Linked DNA regions of Homo sapiens: region 1 is linked to region 2. The links are chromatin contacts, found by Hi-C or POLR2A ChIA-PET in ENCODE. All regions are on one chromosome and are shown on one strand. The core of a region is the stretch at or near the end of the contact, and the rest is flanking DNA. Distances in the headings are between cores, read along the strand shown.

Evidence for each region. Hi-C counts contacts between places; a loop is a spot of excess contacts on that map. ChIA-PET counts read pairs that join two places held with the same protein, here RNA polymerase II (POLR2A). Pooled maps may share reads with other maps.
Region 1: a pooled map shows a loop between it and region 2 (6-fold over the local background). The contact joins the promoter of GUK1 here to the enhancer-like site in region 2. A Hi-C loop is called at or near these places in 1 of 50 pooled maps. POLR2A ChIA-PET finds 5 or more read pairs at or near these places in 2 of 52 experiments (A673 and MCF 10A).

Annotation. Positions count from the first base shown.
Region 1 is chr1:228,138,621-228,141,552 of GRCh38, reverse strand. GUK1 (guanylate kinase 1) reads right to left here and starts at 1,274. Exons shown (of 8, transcript NM_001159390.2): 1 at 1,190-1,274. The coding sequence starts at 1,250. RefSeq lists a silencer at 688-1,247 and enhancers at 1,258-1,487, 1,598-1,647.
Region 2 is chr1:226,993,266-226,996,282 of GRCh38, reverse strand. It overlaps CDC42BPA (CDC42 binding protein kinase alpha), which reads left to right. Exons shown (of 37, transcript NM_001394014.1): 36 at 1,303-1,460; 37 at 1,884-3,017. The coding sequence ends at 2,015. Among named protein-coding and RNA genes, the nearest start is that of COQ8A, 54 kb to the right of the region's middle. RefSeq lists silencers at 1,468-1,614, 2,729-2,929 and an enhancer at 2,492-3,017. Within about 2 kb of position 1,487, at least 3 of the 41 ENCODE cell types and tissues checked have a DNase peak (open chromatin) inside an H3K27ac peak, as active enhancers do.

The DNA.
Region 1 (2,932 bases), core at 25-2,524, 1.1 Mb before region 2:
ACCGAGAGAATTCAGCCCCCGCCTGGCCTCTCGTAAGACACAAACCACCAGACGTGGGCCTGGGCTCTGGGCTGGGCCAGGTGGATGAAGGGGAGGCTGGTGGTCCAGGCGGCTGCTCTTGGCTGCAGGGTTTCTGGGCACACATCCGGGTAGCACGCATCCTGGCCTTCAGCAACCTCGTTTTAAATGGGACCACACCAGGAGCAGCCAGGGCGCTTTCATTTTCACTTTCTTTCCCCGGGGGGGACAGGAACATTCCTTTACCTCCTGAGGAAATCGGGCTCTTCCAGAGCCACAGAGGAGTGAAGGCCCCAGCCCTTCACGATGCTGCGCGGCTATGTTTGGGTCTGTCCATCAGGGAGAAAGAAAAACCGGCCGAGTCTTGCACAGGGTCCTCGACAGCAACCCCAGGTAAAGAGCAGAGCAAGCCTGAGACAGGAAGGGGCCATGAGCCCAAAGACAGCAGAGCAGGACCCAGCCCGGGGCCTCAGGACCGACCTCTTTCATGCAAAGACGAAACCGAGGCCCACCACACGCAGGGTCAAAATCAACTTTGAGGCACCTGCTTCCCACACCAGTCCTTACTGGGGCATACTTCTAAGGCGACGCTCAAGAATGGCAGCAGGGCAGCTTCAAGAACCCCAACCCGGACTCTGGCTTTGGAGAATCCGAACCCCAAATGCCACACCCATGCGTCGGGAAGGCCTGCTGTTTCCCCAAGTCCCCGTCTCTGCGCCGTGCCGCGGAGTAGGCAGAATCCTGGGAGCCCCGGAATAGCCGGCTCCATCCGCCCAGGACCCCAAGGCTTGCAGGGTGAGGTGGGAACCGGAGCGCACACCGCGCCGGGCCAGCGGTAGGGACTCCCAGCTGCTCTCTTTGGCGGCGCGCCCAGGTGTCGGGAAGACACCGAGCGCTCCTATACGCCCGGGGAGCAGCTCGACACTGCGATAACTGCCGGCCTGCCCAGCTCCTGAGGAGCGCCCCGCCCTCCGGGACCCGGGCTCCGCTGCGTTGCCAGCCCGTCCGCCCTCCAGAGCTCCCCCGTTCTCAGGGCCCACAGTTGAATGCGGCACAGGGCGTCTCGGCTAGGAGGAGATCCGGAGGCGGCGTGGACTGGGCGACCGCAAAGCGCAGGGACCGCTGCCGCCTCGACCCGAGTCACCCTCGCGATCGCGCTTGTCGTACTCACCGTCCGGTGGGGCCCGGCCCAGGGCGGCCGCAGCCAGCCCGGCCAGCGGGCGCCGCAGCATCCGGGGCCACCTCTTCCGCCCACTGAACCTACGTGACAGCGCCGCACCGGCCCACCTCCGCCCGCGCGCGAGACTGACGTCATGAGGCGACTGCCCCGCCCATGTCTCACTCGTTCTTCCCCGCCCCTTAGGGAAGTACTTACCTCAGTGCCTCGCTAGCCCCGCCTCCACCTGCGCTGGCCTGTCGCGACCGCAGGGGCGTTCAGCACAGCGCCCTCCCAGCCCGTCTTCTCCCGCTGCGTCACAGCGCCACGCCGGCCCGCCTCCACACAGCGCGAACTAACATCACGACCCGCCGGCCCCGCCCACGGCGTACTTGTCCCGCTTGTCACTCAGAGAAGTACCTCAGTGCAGCGCGGGCCCGGCTTTCATCTGCTACGTCACAGCGCTGCCTCAGCCCGCCTCCTCCCGCTTATGTCACAGCGCCGTTTCCGTCCTCCATCTACACTGCAGGGACCTAACTAACGAACGACTCCGCTAGCCCGTTCCAAACCGGCCACTCTCCAAAAACCATTAATTGGGGAATGTGGCCGGGCGCGTGGTTCACGTCTGTGATCCCAGCTCTTTGGGAGTCCGAGCCGGGAGGACCGCTTGAGGCCAGGAATTGGAGACCAGCCTGGGGATCATAGGGAAACCCCTTCTGTACCAAAAAATTTAAAAACTTTTTTGTGCCTGTAGTCCTTGCTACTCGGGAGGCTGACGTGGGACGGTCGCTTGAGCCTGGGCAGTCGAGGCTGCAGTGAGCGGTGTTCGTGTCACTGCACTCCAGTCTGTGTGACAGAGCGAGACCCTATTTCTTTCTTTTTTTATTTTTTGAGACGGAGTTTCGCTCTTGTCACCCAGGCTGGAGTTCAGTGACGCCATCTCTGCTCACTGCAACCTGGGCCTCCTAGGTTCAAGCGATTCTCCTGCCTCAGCCTCCCGAGTAGCTGGGATTACAGGCGCCCGCCACCACGCCCAGCTAATTTTTGTATTTTTAGTAGAGACAGGGTTTCACCATGTTGGCCAGGCTGGTCTTGAACTCCTAACCTCAGGTAATCCACCAACCTTGGCCTCCCAAAGTGCTGGGATTACAGGCGTGAGCCACTGCACCTGGCCACGGGACTCTATTTCTAAAAATTATTTTAAATTTTTAAAAAAGATTTATTGAAGGCTGGGTGCAGTGGCTCACACCTGTAATGCCAGCACTTTGGGAGTCCGAGGCAGGCAGATCACCTGAGGCCAGGAGTTTGGGACTAGCCTGGCCAAAATGGTGAAACTCTGTCTCTACTAAAAATACAAAATCAGCTGGGTGTGGTCGTGGGCCCCTGTAATTCCAGCTACTGGGGTGGCTGAGGCAGGAGGATCACTTGAACCTGGGAGGTGGAGGTTGCAGTGAGCCGAGATCAAGCCACGGCACTCCAGCCTAGACGACAGAATGAGACTCCGTCTCAAAAAAAAAAAAAAAAAGTATTGAATGTGAACTGCAGGAGAGCAAGAAAAAAAGTAAAACTTTAAAAAATACAACTTCAAAAAAATGTGTTGGGGCTGGGCACCATGGCTCATGCCTGCAGTCCCAGCACTTTTGGAGGCCAAGGCGGATGGATCACTTGCCCCGGAGTTGGAGACCAGCCTGGGCAACATGGCAAAGCCTTGTCTCTATTTTTTTTAAATACTAATAATAAAACAGTTTGTTGGACAAG
Region 2 (3,017 bases), core at 238-2,737:
AGTTAAGTCAGAAACTCTGCAAATTGTTCTGGGATAGGGCTGGGCATTGGTGTTTGTCAAGCTCCATCATACGCTAAACAGTAAACCACCAGTGTTGCTGATCTGCAGTCAGTCAGTTCCAGTGTCGAGGAAATGCCAGCGAGCCTGTGACTGCAGCCCAGGGGCTTCGCAAAGAAGCTGAGGAAGGGAGGTGGAAGGGGGATTACCAAGGACAGAGTCTGCCCAGGCAGGCTCTTGTTCAGTTTATTTATGAACGCTTGTGTATTTTGGTGGTCATTAGATAAATGTGCTGCTTTAAACTATCATTTTTTGACATTTTTCACTGAATTCTTAATGTGAAAAACAATTGAGACATGTTAAACCCGCAAAAAGTTGAAACAAGCACAACCTGTACCTTAGAGTTGTGCTAAAACCTCAACACAGTCTTTTGGACCAATCATCCTAATACTGAAACTCAGCACGATGAAGGCATGTTTAAGCAAAAACCTTGTCATAGTAGGGAATGCTAAGAGCTTTAAATAGGTACTGACAATAGCCCCGAGATTCCCCAGGGTGTTCTGGGTCTTCCCTTTTCTTCCTGTGAATGCTGCTGGTCCACTGTTACCTACCCCAACTCTGAGAACAAAATAGAGAGTGAGTTTGAAGAAAACCTCACTTTTATTTTACATCTCAGGCTCTTTGCCCTGTGAAGTAAAAGTACTTTTATGTTTTCTTTATGGTTTTATGAAAATTTTCTAGAAGATAAGCGATATTTCTTCATTGAGTGGCATGGCCTCTCTCGGGATGGTACAACCGAGCTTCCTCATTTAGCGCATCTGTTTTGAGCCTGCCGTGTGCCATGTTCTGTGCTAGGCCCTGGAGAGGCAAAGACACCTCATCTATTGGGAGAATGACAGGCACATGATGATAACATGACTTCATAAATGCCATGAAAGAGATGTGTGAAAGATGGCTGGGAGCCGTCAGTGGCTGGGAAAGATGTGCAAGGCAGCACCAGGCAGGTGGAGACTTGAGGGATTCTGGGGAATTGTTAACAAGCAGGGCATTGGGGCAGATGGCACAGCCTAGAGAGTGCTCGCTCACCGGGAGTCCCCGTGGCTGGGGTGGACAGGAACAGCGAGTGAGATTGCTGGATTCGGGGTTGAGCTCAGGGCAAAGGTACTACAGTTGGACTTACTGCGCTTCAGGGGAGGAGTGGTCTGGGGCCTGCAAAGGATGGCCTGTCAGCTCAGCAGTCTGTGTGCTTTCTAGAGTATTGTCCCCTCTGCATATGTAAAATTTTGCCTGCATGATGTACTGTAGGGTCATCCGCACAGAATGGCAGCGCATTAAAGAGGGAATTCTCTGGAGGAAGCTACAGTGCCAAGCGGCAGCCCATGCCCTCCCCGTCAGAGGGCTCTTTGTCCTCTGGAGGCATGGACCAAGGAAGTGATGCCCCAGCGAGGGACTTTGACGGAGAGGTGAGTGGGCAGGGTTCCGGAGACGTCATGTATCAGAAAGACTAGGGCATCTTCCCAGGCAATCCCACCACCTTGGGATTGGCCTCAGCTGCAGCAGGGTTCGGGGTCAGGGGCCAGCATTCACTCTTGGCCAGCGGGCAGCTAGGCCAGTCACTCGGGCTGCAAACTGCAGTTTTCCCAGAGGCATTCAGACTTCTGGCTTTTGTGTGAAAATACCATCATCTGTAAAGGCCTACAGAAAGGACGGAGCTTGTATGTTCCGTGCCTCTTCCTCAGCTCATAGAAGGGGCTTTATACCGACAGTGAGGCCGCCCCATGGGGTTATTTGGTCAGGGTGGCTGGAGGGGGCGGTGGTAATCTGAGCCCCTTCTGCCTCCCTTTCTCCCCCTCCTTCTCATTAATGTTTTACTTTGGGCCTTACAGGACTCTGACTCTCCGAGGCATTCCACAGCTTCCAACAGTTCCAACCTAAGCAGCCCCCCAAGCCCAGCTTCACCCCGAAAAACCAAGAGCCTCTCCCTGGAGAGCACTGACCGCGGGAGCTGGGACCCGTGAGCTGCCTCAGCACTGGGACCTCTCGCTCTCCGCTCCCTGCCACTCGCCTCCTCTCACTTTCATCTCTTCCCTCCACCTCGCCTGCTCGGCCTGAAAGCCACCAGGGGCTGGCAGCAGTAGCAGGACAGGGATTCAGGAGTTCTGACGACACGACTCTCAGATCCACGCCCCCAGCCTAACAGCAACAACAAAGACAGACTTTCCGTAGCAGCTTAGATTAACGTTGATTTCATTCCATGCACTTAGAGTTGCTTTCAGTAACATTTTACCCCTACTCCCAAAGGTAGCTTAAATAGACAGATTACACAAATGTAAGTGATAAGAATAAGATTAGACAGATTTTGCTTTCACAGTAGAGTCTCATTATAGTCCTAAAATAGCTCATGGGCTTCTCCGCATCCAGAAGGGAGAATTGGTCCCTGGAGTGGCTCACTAAGCTCTTAATCAGCAAACGCAGTGAGTATCAACCTGATTGTTGCCAGGAAATCCTTATGAATTAAAACAATGCATATTTTACTACAGTACAGAGTTTAAATGAATACATAAATGTAGAAGTACTGAATGTATATATTTAAAAGGAGCCTCTTGTATTCAACAAAAGATGGATGCATATATAAGAGAGATGATTTAATTTAAAGAAATATGTTGTTTCTTGTCTGTAATGTAATGTAAAGGGTGGAAAGGCCTCAAGCTCACATTTGTAGAGAGAGAGCGAGAGAAATCAGAGTTCCCTTTATTGCCCTGTCCTCAAACTGGTCATAGGCTCTAGTCACCTGGGGAGCTGTAGAAAACACTTGCAGAGCCAGGTTTTGCTGGTTTGGGGCATGCCCTGGGCACCAGAGCTTTAACATTTGAAGCCACTTCAGCAGCAGCAGCAAAAGGCGAACTCATCTCTACCCAAGATGTTTCTTTTCCTAGTGGTGGAATTTGAACACTTCTCACTTTTTATTGTATTTTATCTTCCGCAGATAAATGTAGAAATACACGATTCTGTCACCTCTG